Regions from separate parts of the Homo sapiens genome. Here region 1 is linked to region 2. A link is a loop called in an ENCODE intact Hi-C map of the cell type or tissue named here. Cell type or tissue: psoas muscle. All regions are shown on one strand.

Evidence for each region. A loop is a pair of places that touch in the nucleus more often than their neighbours do. Peaks named below come from ENCODE experiments on the same cell type or tissue, not always from the same donor. Only the 100,000 strongest peaks of a DNase experiment are listed, where the experiment ranks them.
Region 1: it touches region 2 in a loop (1.9-fold over the local background); 4 of 110 quality-filtered maps call a loop at or near these places.

The regions. Positions count from the first base shown.
Region 1 is chr12:89,179,417-89,187,416 of GRCh38, reverse strand. No RefSeq gene overlaps it. Among named protein-coding and RNA genes, the nearest start is that of LINC02458, 160 kb to the right of the region's middle. In psoas muscle, no CTCF peak of the experiment used is centred here; a DNase peak (open chromatin) is centred at 3,056.
Region 2 is chr12:89,070,092-89,078,091 of GRCh38, reverse strand. No RefSeq gene overlaps it. Among named protein-coding and RNA genes, the nearest start is that of LINC02458, 54 kb to the right of the region's middle. In psoas muscle, no CTCF peak of the experiment used is centred here; no DNase peak of the experiment used is centred here.

The sequences.
Region 1 (8,000 bases), 110 kb before region 2:
TTATCCATCTGTCCCTCTTTTATCTTTGATGCATTTTAAAGGTAAATTTGGACATCATATCATTTCAACAATAAGCACTTCTGTATATATCTCTAATCATGGTATTATTAGCACCCTAACCCTAACTGAATTAACAGTTTTTTTATTTTTTTTATTTTTTGGAGACGGACTGTTACTCTGTCGCCCAGGCTGGAGTGCAGTGGTGCAATCTTGGCTTACTGCAACCTCTGCCTCCTGGGTTCAAGCTACTCTCCTCCCTCAACCTCCAAGTTGGGATTACAGGCATGTGCCACCACACTTGGCTAATTTTTGTATTTTTTTTTAGTAGAGATGGGGTTTCATCATGTTGGCCAGTCTGGTCTCAAACTCCTGACCTCAAGTGATCCACCCATCATGGCCTCCCAAAGTGCTGGGATTCATGCTAAATTGAGCCTAGAGACTAATGGGGAAATTGTCTTTAAGTAAAACTCTAAATATAAAATTGGAAAGAAGGGGGCATTTTGAGAGAGATATATTATCAGGAATGGGGATGGAGGCATGTTGGTAATTTAAATTAGGATATGAGAAAACTTTTCTTATGAATGGATTTTTAAGCTGAGGTATGATGACTAAATAGAACTTTTCAAAGTGAATATTGAGGGGAATAACATTCTGGAACATTAGGGGCAGGGAACACTTGGTGGTGAGTTGGACGGCTCTAAAGTCTAGATAGTAGGTGTTTGTTAGAAGAGAATGGCTGAATATGAGGCTGCAGAAGCCAGTGATGACCAGAAACACACACAGCCTTTGGGAGCATATTAATGGTGTTCTGTGTTATTCTAAGGGTTATGAGGAATCATTGAATGATCTCATCACAGAAATAATTCTATTTGTGTTTAAAAAAAGATTGCATAGGCTACGAGAAGAAGAGTTCGTAGAGAGCCAGAAGTACCCTTGTGAGAACAAGTAGGAGGCTAGGATGTTGGCAGTGGAAATGGAGGAAAGCAGTTGTATTTAAGATTCATTTGTGAGGGAAATCGTCAGGATGTGTTGACCAAATTGATGTAGGGAAGTGTGGCAGAGGAAGGTGTCTTAGATGACTTCCAGTTTCCAGAGGGCAGCTGAGGGGAAAGGATTTGGAAAAAGTATGAAGACTCAGGCAAGAAACACAGCATAGTGTAATTATCAACAGCAGCTAATACATAATTACATTTTTTTTCTGTTAACCAATCCTTCAAGTTCTAGATCATGTCTTGTCTTCTTATGAAAACTTCTCTGACCACCTGAGGCAGACGTCAGTTGGCTCTTTCTTCTCCTCTTCTGTAATACTTATTACTCATCTGAAGTTTACACATGCTGTTTTTATCCTGCTTATCTTGATCTGTGCTGCTTCTTCTCTCACCACCTAGATTTTAAGTGCACTGGCAAGGCCTTTTTTTTATATATATTTCTTTGAATTCTCAAAATCACTTAGTAGAGTTTGGTACGCAGATAATGTTTTTTGGTAGATAGAAAATATTAGTAGAGTTCAGCACACTGCAATTAATTTTTGACTGTGTAATAATTGAAAATATTATCATTTTGGTAGAAAGTTTTAAAAGGACATGTTATTGGAAGTCATTTCTTCTCCATATGCTGTTCACAGAGAATAAAATAGATCATGTCTATAATTTAATTTCTGAATTGTCCTTGAGAGCACAGCCTATAAATAACCATAGAATAATTTATGGTGGATATTTAATCAAGACAGATCAAGGGAATTAAATATATTTGTTTTTAAGTCTCTGAATCAATTGTCTCTCTAATGAATTAGATGTGCCAGTTACATTTTGAAGAACATAATGGAAATAATGATGATTGACAAAAATATATACACAATGTGGCAATATTTTTTTTTGTTTATTTGTTTTATTTTTTTGAGACAGGGTCTTGCTTTGTTGCCTAGGCTGGAGTGCACTGGCATGGACATGGCTCACTGCAGCCTCAACCTCCTGAGCTCAAGCTATCATCCCACCATGGCCTCCCAAAGTGCTGGGATTATAGGTGTGAGTCACCGTGCTCGTCCACACAATGTAGTTTTATGTCACTTATGAAAAGTGTTGTAACATCAGAGCCCCTAAAAAGCTCTCTAAAATGATGTCAGTAATAGTACAACCCACACCCACTACCTTCCGTGTCCTATGGTTAATGGTAATAAGAAAAGAAGGATGGGGGTGTTGACTCTGCAGCTTTATGATGGGATCCTTCTCCAACTGCACCTTCATCTCAGACTGCTGCTGAAGCACCTCCTACTTTCTTCTGCCCATGATTCTTTGAAAACATTTTAGTGATGGTGAGGGTAGAGGTCTCATTGCTGCCATTTATCTATCAACTCCCATTGCTATTATTAATCACAATTAGCTCTTTATGTGAGCATTTATGTAGAAATAAAACACATGTTTATTGAATCTGTATGCCTAGATTTGAAGTAGGCTGCTTTGGAGATATAGATACGAAAATAGATAAATAAAATCTATGCTCTAAAGAAGCATTCATGCAGTGACAAAATCAGATGTGTGCACAGGCACAATTTTTCTCTATGGAAATAGATATTTTTTTTTTTCCCTGTGAGAAGTTTAGCTATCTGTGTTTAAGGTTGTACAATCAGGGAGATCTAGGTTAGTAGCTTGGCTTGTCCATGTAGTAACTATGCGATCTTGGGTAAGTTACTTAATTTTTACCATCCTTATTTGCATCAGACCTAAAATGAAGATAGTGATGCTTTCATTCCAGAATCGTTGTAAGTATTAAATGAGATAATGCATTCAAAGTTCCTAGCATAGGGTATTATACATGGAGAGTGTTGAATAAATCGTATGCAAGTGTGTATGTTTTTATATATGTATATAAAGACCTATTCCACTGATCTAACAAGTGCTTGCACATTCATTGGCGGTGGCAACATTTATTTTGCAAAGACAAAGTTGATGATAATAATAATTCCTGGGGCTGAGTCAGATCAGTTGGCCCTAGGACCCACTGTTTCTTCACAACCATGAAGTGTCCTTCCGTGGCTAGGCTCCTGTCCACTCCACCCATCCTTCACCCTCCCCATTGCCTCCCAGTCACCCTCACAGGACATGACTTTCCCTTTCTCCCACTCCAAGTGGTTATGCAAGAATCAGGCTGCTCTTTATCCTAGGGGCCCTTATAAGAACAAACTTGAGAAGAAATACTTAGTTATTTCAAAACATGAAATGAAGCAACTTGTCTCCCATTTCATCCATGAGTCAAGAAATTTGTTGGAAATGAGTTCCCATATCATCTTCTATGCTGATTTGGAATAAACCTGATAAGTTGTTCACTTTCTCTTGGCTTTAGGATTCTTGTTTGTAAAACAAACGATTGTGAAATAAGAAGGTTGGGTTGCCTGTGATGAGTGGAGTTGTTATAGTGAGAAGTACTAAAAAAGTGTTTGGTGAAGAGATCACTGTCAGAGACATCTGGACTTGTTAAGTACACTAAACTCTAACAGGATGATCTCAGGTAGAAGACTAAAGTGTGGGAAGAAGACCCAACCTAAATCTACCTTACCATGGCAGTGTTCTCTTTCTTTCTCTTTTCATCTGAAGATGGGGAGGGGTGAAATAATGACCTGAGAAAGGGATGGGAAGAATAAATATCGGAATATCAGCATGTTCATGTTGGAAACAGGGTGGTCAGGTCAACCATCAATTCTACCCCAGGACTTTTTCGAATGGGCACCAAAGGACACTGATTTGCCTTCTTGATTTGTCTCCAAGTTAACTTTTTCAAAAGTTAGGGGATAAACACTATATTTAATGATTTACTACATCCAGTGTGCAAGAGTTTATGTAACATTTTGTGAAATGTATTTATGTTTTCAGGCAATATCATATTTTTGGGTAATGATTTTCATAAAGTAAAAATTTTTAATTTTCAAGAAGAGATAGAGAATAATTAGGGTCTCTGAGAGGATGCTGGAAAATCATGCCCAAGATTCTTCTCTTCTCTGCCATACTTCCCACCCAAATTTAATATAAATAACTCAGTGTGGTTGTCTTAGATTTTAAAATGTGAAGAGTCTTCCTGTTACCTTCCTAGACACTGTCTCCAAAATATATTACTGCCTGACTTGCCCAAAGAAAGAAAGCATGTTATATATAGTCACTGATTTCTTTGTTCTGGCTTCTTTTGCCACAAACAACAAACCACTATGCTGTAATATAATTTAATTTAATTTAATTTTTTTTGAGACAGGGTCTCACTCTGTCACCCAGGCTGGAGTGCAGTGGTACGACCAAGGTAGGTGGGACTATAGGTGCACACCACCATGCCCAGCTAATTTTTTATTTTTATTTTTTATAGAGATGGGATTTCACTATATTGCCCAGGCTGATCTCGAACTCCTGGGCTCAAGCAATCTGCCCGCCTTGGCCTCTTAAAGTGCTGGGATTACAGACATGAGCCACCATGCCCAGTCTGTAATGCCATTTAGATGGTTGTTCTACTTATCTAAAAATAAGTGCTGACTTTTTGTCACTTTCATTGGGACAAGTTTAACAAATTCTTTACCTACAGAAACTAGAGAAAGAATTTGACTATTAAAAATATGGCAAGTGTTTCCAGAGTTTAGCCTTTCTATAAAATGCTATTCATTAGGCAATCCTCATTTGCAGGGAGGAAATGGAAAAGGTGATGTGACAGAGAGTGACCAGGTTGGAGAAGGAAGGATGGCAGGAGAATCTCTACTTTCAATGTTCAGAGGGGGCTTCTTTCTACGGGGAGGTAACATCAGAGCTGAGAATAGAAGGCTAATGATGACAAGCAACACAATAATGACCTATAACTATTAAGCACTTAATTATATTTCAGTCATTTACATATATTAATTCACAGTGTCCTGGTATTCGTACTCCCAAGTCCCTGCTTTTAAAATTCCCTGCTCTTGTGGTTAAATCTTGTGAAAAATTGGGGAAGAATATTCCAGAAAAAGGAATGGCAGGTAGAAAGTCTTTAAGCAAGCATGAAATTAGGTATGTTTAGGAACTGAAAGAAGCTCAGAGTGGCTTGTGTGTAATGAGCTAGGAAGAAAAGTTTATATGTATGGGGAAGTATATTGAAGGCCACAGTGAAAATAAAAGTTTTCGTTTTGTTCTTTAGTCTTAGGAATTATCTAATTTATTATTACTTTTTTTTTAGATATTTGAAGGTAAACTTCTAATTTTTTACTGTACATATGCAATGAACTGGCACATAGCAGAACAGACTCAGCATAGTTTTTTGAAAGAAAATATTCTAATATCATATCTTCAATATTATACAAATAATTATTGAGTGTGATAGAATTTAGCTATTTAGTATTTCTACTCTTTAAAATATCCAAGTCTAAATAACTCGCCAGCTTGAATAATGTCATCCGCCACAGTCTAAACAGGCCTATTGACCACTCCAGCAGATTGTTTCTATTAGGTGCATTTTCTTCTTGATCTTAAGACTTCCACAAAAGTATAAATATTTAACATCTTTGAGCAATTTAAGCAATCACAGTTTGCTGGAATATTAAAAATGCAATAGTGATGAAAAACAAAAGTATTTCTAACAGAATGCAGACCCAGATCTAGATAAATATAGCTTACTTGTTCATAATCTTCTTTCTCAGGAAACCATGCCTGTCTTCAACAGGATTTTTTCAGTTTAGGTTTGCCCTTTTAACACACTGAGTCATTGTTTGGTAATCAGAACAGTCTCCCCTAGCATTACATTTTTTCTAGGAAATTGGCTCACAGGTTTGATCACGCTTAACAAAGGGTGTCTACCTTGTAAAAAAGGACAAAGCTCTGTGTTGGTATATAGGTACTGAGGAGATTAGCATTTTTTAAAAGACTATTTTTTAGAGTAATTTTAGATTCACAGCAAAATTGAGAGGAAGGTATAGAGATTTCCTGTATACTCCCCACCCCTACACATGCATAGCCTCCACCACTATTAAAATCTCCTATCAGGATGTTACATTTGTTACAGTTGATAAGCCTGCACTGACACAATATAATCACCTCAAATCCATAATTTGCATTAGGGTTCACTCATGGTGATGTATATTCTACGAGTCTGGACAAATGTATAATGACATGAATTCACCATATAGTATCATACAGAGTATTTTCATTGTCATGAAAACCCCCTGTGCTCTGGCTATTCCTCCTTCCCTCCCTTCTAACCCCTGGCAACCATTGATCATCTTACTGTTTCTATATTTTTGCCTTTTGCAGAATATCCTATAGTTGGAGTCATATAGTATGTAACTTTTCAGTTTGGCTTCTTTCACTTAGTATACAAGCATTTAAGCTTTCTCCATGTCTTTTCAAGGCTTGATAGCTCATTTCTCTTTAGCACTGAGTAATAGTCCATTTTCTGGATGTGCCTCAGTTTATTTATACATTCATCTGCTGATGGACATCTCAGTTGCTTCCAAATTTTAGCAATTATGAATTAGGCTGTTATAAACATCTGTGTGCAGGTTTTTGTGTGGACCTAAGTTTTCCATTTCTTTGGTAAATACCAAGGAGCAGGATTGCTGGATCATATGTTAAGAGTGTTCAGTTTTTAAAAAGCTGCCAAATTGTCTTCCATAGTAGCTGTACTATTTTGCATTCCTACCAGCAATAAATGGGTCCTTGTGCTTCACATCCTAGTCAGCGTTTGATGTTGTTAGTTCTGGGTTTTGTTCATTCTCAAAGGTGTGTAGTGGTATCTCATTGTTTCAGTTTGAATTTCCTTGATAACGTATGATATGGAGCATCTTTTGAGGTTAATATTTTAAAATACCACAATGGGTAGAAACAGAAATGCCTGTTCTACTCCTGTGCAGAATTAGAGAGCTGAATTCTCTCAGGATGATGAATAGTTTGCAGCCCCAAATATTATGAGCCTTTTTGACAAAAAAAATGAAACAAAAGCAAAAAGACAAAAAACAAACAAAAAACAGAGTAGCTTAGTACTTGGGGTATTAAGAACATGTTGAAAAAGATTGACCCCCTGAGGTTAGTGAGAATTGTTTTAGGTGAAGAAAAGGCAAAAAAAAAAAGCTTCATTCAGATGCAGGACTAAGTGTTTATTATTTGAGTCCAGAAATGGATGGGAGTGAATAAAAGGGGATGTTCCCTTAGTAGGGTGATGTTTTTGGCAACAGTACAACTGATGTTGCAAGAAGGGAAACAGTCTCCAGATGAAAATCTCTTACAGGTTGGCGTTTGCCCAAAACTGAAATGTTGACAGGGAAGTACAGGCACACCCAAAAACATCCTGATTAAATTGCAGGTGTTGTGCAAAACCAAGTGGGAAGAGCAAGTATTTTTAACTAGTAAGCAGATTCTGGTAGTTGCCTTATATATGGTGTGTGTAGTGTGTGATTTTATAAAATCTCAGGAAACAAGGTAACTGTTTTATGCTTTTGTTATCAAGCTAAGTTTTGTGTGGAGAATCATATACTATTTGTTTCGGAATGTACATTTCAAGTTATTTCTAGCGTTTTTTTTTGCAGAAGTAATTCCTCTTAAATAAAAATGTAAATGGAATTTTACTACATAGAAACGATATTTTATTCATAAAATAACCTTATAAGTTCAAATTGAATAAATTTCCTCAGTATATAGTCAATAAATGAAACTAAGGTTGTTTTGATTAATACAAAAACTTGGAATGAGAGCTTACTATGACACTTGTGATTTCACATAATCCTTAGCATCTAATTTAGTTTAGTATTTCTTTTGTATTTACACACTATCAAAAAAGATCCTAATTTACTCAGAAAACTAGTTGCAAATGGGAAGTCTTTAACAGGTTACTATGTAATCTCAGGATACTCTTGCAGAAGAAGCCTTTAATGTGAGGCCCATAAAAAGCAAGTCAAACTGGAAACACAAGTTAATGCATTGATAGTTTCCAATGTGTTAACATCTGGCATAGAGCTTTCTGGAGTGTTTTAAGTATTACGATATTTAAAATATTTTCCCCAAAAC
Region 2 (8,000 bases):
CTCTTTTAATGATCAATAATGCTACGATTTGACACCAACTCCAAATTTAGCTCATACTCCATCCCCCAAAGTTCTTTTCTACTGGTCTGTGATCTGCTTTGGACATTTCGTAAGGAGCCCTCTTTCCTTGCTAGTTTTGTTTGCTCAAACTTGGTATAGCCCATCTTAACTAAGAGTAGAGGAAGACAACTTGTCTTTTCAAATAATTTATAATTGGTAACTTATAATTCTATTTAGAATTGCCTTGGTTGGGGAAGTCTCTTCCATCACACCAAGTAGGCAAGCCTTTACAAGTGTATTCTCAGTGACAGCTACTTCGCTGAAAGTAGATGAAGCATAAATCATGAATTAATAAAATACATGGACAGCGAAGTTACTTCTGCATCTGGCTAGGGGATTAATTCATGTCACCATAGCCATGACTGAGAGAAATCAGATCATAGTTTGAAGAAAATAGTCAGTAAACCCTGGCTTTTCCTTCTGTTTTCTCTTACTTTGCACTTTGGGTGACTTTATATGTTCTAGGACAGGAGTCAGCAAATTACAGCCTGTAGGCCTGCTGCCTGCTTTTAAAATAAAGTTTGTTGGGAAGATAGCCACACTCCTTCATTGATGTATTATCCATGGCTGTTTCTGCACGACAGTGTCAGAATTGAGTAGTTGTGAGTAGAAACTAACATGACCTACGAAGGCAGCAGTTTTTACTATTTGGCCTTTTATAAGAAAACTTTGCTGACCCCTGCCCTAAAGGTTTTAAAGTATATCTACGTGTTGACCTATGCTTTTACTCTCTTTAGATGGGGCCTGGGATGTAAGGTTAGTGGTCTCCAGAACAGAACACAATACACCTGTGACAACTGTCTGTTGAATTGAACATCTACAATTCATTAGTGTTAAAATATGCTATTAGCAAATCTTAGCATAATATGACATATTTTTTTTGCTCTTCTCTGCTTGTTTGCCCTGAACTTGGAAGAGTGATCTGTATTCACAGAAAGGGTTGGTACTACTGAAGATGGACACTCTCACAAATCCAGTGGGGATGAGGGAGAGATGAAAATTTCATAACTAGAGATGTCTGAGCTCCACCCAGTAGACTGGCGCTTTCCCATGGTGTGAGGCCACTTGAAGCATTTCTCATGAGTGGAAGGCCACTTTTTATTTTTCCTGTTATTAAGGCTTCAACATGAGGCCTTTCTGCTCTTCCTGTATCCAAACACCAAATTTTCCCCAGGTTTAGCATGTCTCTGCCCAGTCCCTTTCACAATATTATGGCAAAGGAATGGAAAATCTATTCAAGTTGAAAAGTTTTACTAACTGGTATAATTTAATTAGGTCAGTGCACTTAAAATGTCACACATTTGCAGCTTCATTGAATGACTTTATTTATCCAGAAGGAGCTCTGGCCTCAGGCCTAATGGGAGCTTTCATAGCTAACTCTACCCAGCAAGAGTTGTATGGATGACTCTTTGCATGCATTTGAACTCTAGACCTTTTCCTGAGCCTGGAAGTGTGGGAACCAGTACCTGGTCGGAGCTGAGCCTAGACCACCCACTCATTTCACACAGCCCATTAAATGGTTATCATATGATGCTTATATGACTCCTCATGTTGGCCTTGTCCTGAATGGCTGTGTGTTGAATTACTAATTATCCGTACAGCTCTGCTATGTAAATGCCACTTAATTTCCACCTCCACTTTGGAAGCCACGCTGCTCAAACAGAGCCAGTATAATAACCTCAGGAGCTAGCTGAATGTTTGCATTGCAATGGGATGAATTCCATCACCACCATAATCACTATCAACCATAAATGTTTTCTTAAGTAAACAGTAGTAGCTAATGACAAAAAGAAAAAAGAAAAAAATGGAAACACTGCATTTATTGCAGAAGTTGCACCACTCTGGACCATTCTCATGCTTCAATTTCATTATCTATTAACACTGTACACTTTTCTATGCCATATGAAAATAGCAAACCACCATCTGGGGGTTTCATCATCTTACTCTGAGGCAAGGGTGTCTCTAAAGATTGCACTTTGCCTACTTGGCAAGGAAATCCTGCTTTAGCTTCAGTGATCAGGAAATGCAGGGAATGCTTTCCCTCCAGCCAGACCCCAAAGACTAATCCAGACAAACATAGGAATTCTCATGAAAACCTCCCAACTGCAGGCCAAAATTTACCTTATATATTGCTGTATTATGCTTACTAGGATATTACTAATAAGCTTTTGCGAATATTTAAATTTTAAATGAACCATTAATCTGGGCTTTCAAAATGCTAAAACATGATCATACTTGAACTTCAGAGAGATAACCCTGGAGCAGAGTAGGTCAGACAACAATAGGGGATGGTGGTGAAGGGGAAGAATAATTAGGAGGCAGATCATTATTATTTTGATTTAAGTATATGATTCCTTTGGTATTAAGTTATTTGTAACCATCAGAAATAACTATATGGACCTCTCAAATATGGCTAAATTCTAATGGTTCTGATTTTAAAATAAAAACCCAGGTTTATTTGATTCTTTTATGAATCAACTCGAAAATCAGGGTAAGAATCTTAATCTAACTAATGTTTATTATATCATTGTGTCTTTTAATAAAAATTAACTTGTCATTTTCCTAGTTGGCTTTCAAATAGCTGACATATACTTACCCAAACCAAGAAATAAGCAGATAAGATGGTCATTTTAATGAACATGAAGAACAGTACTACTTCACTCATTTCTTCTTTATACATTTACTGAGTATCTTCCATATATCAGACACTTTGCTAGGCTCTAGGAAGACAACGGTGAGAAAAATTAGGTTGGTTTTTACCTTATGAGGTGATGATACTTCCTGAGACATGATATGAAGTTAGAATAGATATAAATCCACACAACTAAAAAATAACAAATTTAATAACTTTATAGATGATTGTGTATGATATAATCTCCTCTACCTTATGACTATAATATTTCTGCTGTATTACAATTCAGGATCTTTTTTTCCTGCCATCTTTCTTATATATTAGAAAAATAATTCTGCATTTTGGAGAAAATGGAAAACTTTGAAATATTTTGTTTGAAAATACATTTTCTTTCATTAGTTTTTATCTCACAATCTTTCTACGATAATTTAAGACGTGCTTTCTCCAAACTCCTTTTCTAGCCTTGCCTTTCATTACCCCTACTCTCTTGCCCAATGCTCAATCAAACCAAGCAGTGTCTGTTCTATGAAGATGCCCCATCTTTTCCCATATCCCTGTATTTGCTTATCATGTCTCCTTTGCCTGAGATGCCCTTCCTCCAACATCTCCGTCTACCTAATCCTACTCATGTTCTAAGAGCCAGTTTTGATGCTGCATCTTCTATGCAGATGTGCCTGTAATTAAACTCTCTTTTCTCGTCTGAACAACTATAGCACTTTTAGTTATCTTTTGATGATTATAAGCAATCATGAAGGGCAGACTACAATATTTGTATATTATACATTTTCTTTTCTGGTAGCGTGTCAGCTTGTGAAGAACAAAGATAGTATCTCACTTTGGTTACACTGATATTCCATGAAGGCATGGCACAAATATTTTTGGAGAATTTCTTACGTGTTAGGTGCAGTGCAAGGCTCTTCAGGAATATAGACACATTCATTCCCTGTCCTTGTGGTGGGCATTAAACACAGGGATATTATAAGCATAGTATTTGTGAAATACTAAATTAATTCTTAAGCACTCTTCAAACATGGCACAATTTTTGATCTCTTATGTGGATTAGAAGCTCCAGGGGTCATGGAAAGCAAGCGTATTTTAGGAGTTTACATGCTCCCAATGCTTTTTTAGGTGGCAGCTGACTCTGTACATAGTTTGCATCATGAAAAATTTGGTCAAGTCAACACTGGATCACCAAGAGGGAAGAGTTAGACACTCTTTAAACTGGTAGTTGTATTTGTAAATAATCAGGCTCAGCACTGAAGCTTTTGCTGTTTCCCAGGCTTCCTTGCTCCTTCTTCAGCCAGGCAGTAGAGTGGCAAAATGGGTAAACTATAGTCTGCTTTGGTGTGAGACATGTCTTTGATGATAGACATGGCTTCACTCATTACTAGAAGAGAAGTCTTGGGGTTATCAATTCACCTCATATGAAAAATCAGAATAAGAATACACTCCTCAGTGAAGATTAAATGATAACACCTGTAAAGCCAAGAACAGGGTTTTACAAGCCAAATCCTGCCTGCTGTTTGTTTTGTAAATAAAGTTTTATTAGGACACAGAGATGCCCATTCATAATGTATTGTCTATGTCTGCATTTGGTTACATCAGCAGAACTGAGTAGTCACAGTCAAGACTGTATGGCCCACAAAGCCTAAAATATTTACTATTTGGCCCTTTTGTAGACAGAGTTTGCTGGTTTTGCTGACTGCTGGACTAGAACATAATTCTCCACCTGGAACATGTCTGATACATGTTAATTATAAAAATTATTCTCTTTCTTCACCAGACCTAATCTGTGATTAGAGTGGAAGGGAAAGGTTGGAGAAGGGTTGGCAGAAGAGGAAGTACTATAGCTAATTGCCATTTTTCATTTAATGGAATCTCAAATTGGAATTGAACAGGAGTCTATAACTGAAATGTAACAGAGACCTAAAGAGGTAATTTTTTTTTTTCCTAATTGAAAACTTTTACTGGTCCAGAAACTCTTTTATTTTTCCTCCTGGAAAGTGTTATGAGTCACTGTAGAAGTTACAGTTCATTCCTGATAATGATTGTCATTGGCAGAGACCATGAAATGATTCCATCAGAGCATAGTGCTCCCATTCCAGTCAGCTTTGCTTGCATTGGTATTGATTTCAATTAAAACTAGTTATCTGAATCACTGGGCTTCCTGTTGGCTGCACTCATTGCCCGGTGATGCAAATGGAAAGCTTGTTTTAAACCTACAATATCTGGTTACTTACAACAAGGCCCAGGCAGCTGAAGTATAAACAAAACCCAAGCACCAATCAATGTAGAAAGAAATGATCTTCATTTGCCCTGCATGATGTCATCCATCTTGGGCCTGGCAATTTTCTAACAATTATTGACTATGAGGGCAGGCAAATCTTGTGAATTCATTTTATTCCTTATCAAGGCAGGTAGTCAAGCATATCCAAAAACATTTGATTTGGTTCAATTCCTTGTGTACATATCCTTTCTCTTCTTTTTTTCTTCATTATGTCAACCTTGGTGGGAGGAGTTTGTGTGTTTGCACAAAACACAGAATAATGGCGCTTTGTGTCTGTGTGTTATGCCATGTGTGTTTAGCATTTGAATGGCTATTCTCTTTTACCTATTAGCCTAATTCAGTGATCAGCCTAAGTAGCACATTCCAGAGATCAGACTCCGGTTTTCACAGAATGATTTAGCAATTCGTATCAGAACCAATACTTTATAATAGCAAAACAAACAAACAGATGTTTGTCATTCCCAAAGGTACATGGCACATAAGGCCAAATGTACAGAATATGTTGTAATTTGTGATGTTGTAAATTCACATATTTGAATCCCTGGCCTTAAGCTGTGTAGTGGATCAAGTCACCTAGCTAGAAAGTGAGACTATGTCACTGTGGTACAGATTGACTAGTTGTTTCCCAAACTGCTTTCCTTTTGACACGTAACTAGACTATATTTCCCAGCCTTCTTTGTAGTCAGTTACAGGCTTGTATCTGAGTTGTGGTCAATAAATATGATGAAAGTGATATATAGCTTTTCCAGGCTTAGGTGATAAAACTCTCCTAAATGCAGTCCTCTACTTTCTTTCCCTATCTCACACCTGTAAGGAGAGGACTCCAAGGACATAGAGGAGGGTGGGATGGCAAGATAGAAGAAGGCTGAGCTCCTGAAAGAGTATGTGGAGCAGAACTTCTAGCCCCACCCTCCTGCCACTACTAACGCACACTGAATTAGGATGAGATCAATAAATAAAAATTTATTGCATTAAATCACTGAGATTTAGGGTTGTGCGTTATGATAGTTAGTCTAGCCAGATTCATGTCCTGGCTGACTGTCATTCTTCTATGTGGCACTGCTCTTTTTTATTCATCATCTTTACAAATGGAGTTGCTTTGATGACATCCTACTTTGCTGTATTTTATGGAATAGATAATAGGCTATAAAGGTATTTGGAAATGTGAGGATTTGTGAAGATGTGTGGATATATCCATTGAGAATATGAATGCTCTTAAGTCGTGTTTTCTCCACATCATTCCTGTGTTGTAGGTAACTTGTTTAATGTCAGGGTAACAATGAGGGCTGGATGTCTTAGTTCAATTTTACAAGTAGAACTTTTTTGTAGAAAGCTCTATTATTTTGCCTTCATAGGTCTATAACTCTATATTCATTGAGCCAATTTATATATGAAATGTTTAACTTAGTTATTGAGCAGAATAACGCAAATTATATTTTGGTTTGTTGGACTGAACACTTGTATTTGATAGGGGTGTTTGTATGGCATCAGGGAGGAAAGTGTAAGGAAGTTATTTCCAGATGAGGAATCTGGATGTAGTTGATTATATTGTCAGCATCCTTTCTGCCCCTCCCTCTCAGTCCTGCCTCTTTGTTTTCACAAATGAAATGTGAATGAAAGTGTGATGTGACATTTCCAAGCAAAAGCTTTAATGGAGCTGCACTGTTTCCCTCTGCCACTGCCTTGCATGATCCAGAGAGGGGCTGCAACTTTAACTTTGGTTGTAGAATGAGGAGGTTGCAAAGCATTGGCTCAGACCCATGAAGGACATAAACATGAGCCAGAAACAAAGCTTTATTTTTAAACTTTGAAGATGTGGGGGACTTTTGTTTCTTCCACGTAAACTGAGCTGACTGATACACTGGGGCTCAGATGGTAACTTGTTAACTTGGGTAGCTTAGGTAACTTGCCTAAGATCATAGGGCTAATATACTGTGGAGCCAGGATTTGAATCCAGGAAGTCTAATTCCAGAGTCTGTGCTTATAACCACTCTTGTGTAGGAGGGAGAATTTCCTGGCCCTTGTGTGTAGGACAGACTAGAACAGAGAGCAAGCCTGGAGACAAGGAGACCATTTAGGAACACTCAAAATATGAGGTTTTAAGAATCTGGAAGAGAATGGCTATTTAGGGCCTATGATTTGTGTAGAGTAGGTGCCTCATAAACAACACTTGAAAAGGTGAATGAATAAGTTTTTCTGACTACAGGTGCCAGTAAGTGCTGCTGTCACTACCACATTCTGGGTAGTCATTTTCTTTACTGTAATTGTTTGCTTTGCCCACACATCATTTCTGGCTGGGTCACTGAGTCACAGACAGCTTTCTTGAGGATGGCTCTCTGCAGGAATGGCTCAGACTGCACCATCCAAAAAGATGAAGGGCACCCTGCCCTTCTACTAGACCTTCACTCGGCATTGCCATGGCTCTTTCTTGCCTTTACCTCATCTTCTTAGTGGGTTTGTCACTGTCAAGTGAAATGTAATTTACTCTTTCTTCATGCTACTTTTAATGTCCCAGCAGAAAATCCTCTTGGTGTTATCTTTTCCCTTCCCCTTTTCATGGCTCTTTCTTTTGCATTTGACACTAAAGATGACACAGGGGTTACTAAAACCTAAAGTTCGCTTGATTTAGCCATTCTTCAGTGTATACAATATATCAAAACATGACGTTGTATGCCATAAATATACACAATTTTAATTTACCGGTTAAGAAAACAATAAAGTTTCCCCTCAGTTTTATAAATGCAATTCTTTTCTGATTTGGTGTAATTTAGAACCAGGAAACACAAGCCCACATTCGATATCTATACTTTCTGCTGCCTAAATCCTCATGTTAGAAAAGGCGTCAGCGAAACTAATACCCATGATTGCTTTAAGTGGATTTATATGTTACTGGCAGTTGGAAATGCAGGAGAAATGGAGAAGAATAAGGGAAAGAAAAATGGTAGGGTGAGAGGAACGGTGAGGAAGAAAGAGAAGAACGATGAGAAATAAAATATATCAACCTTGCTTTGTACCAAAAGC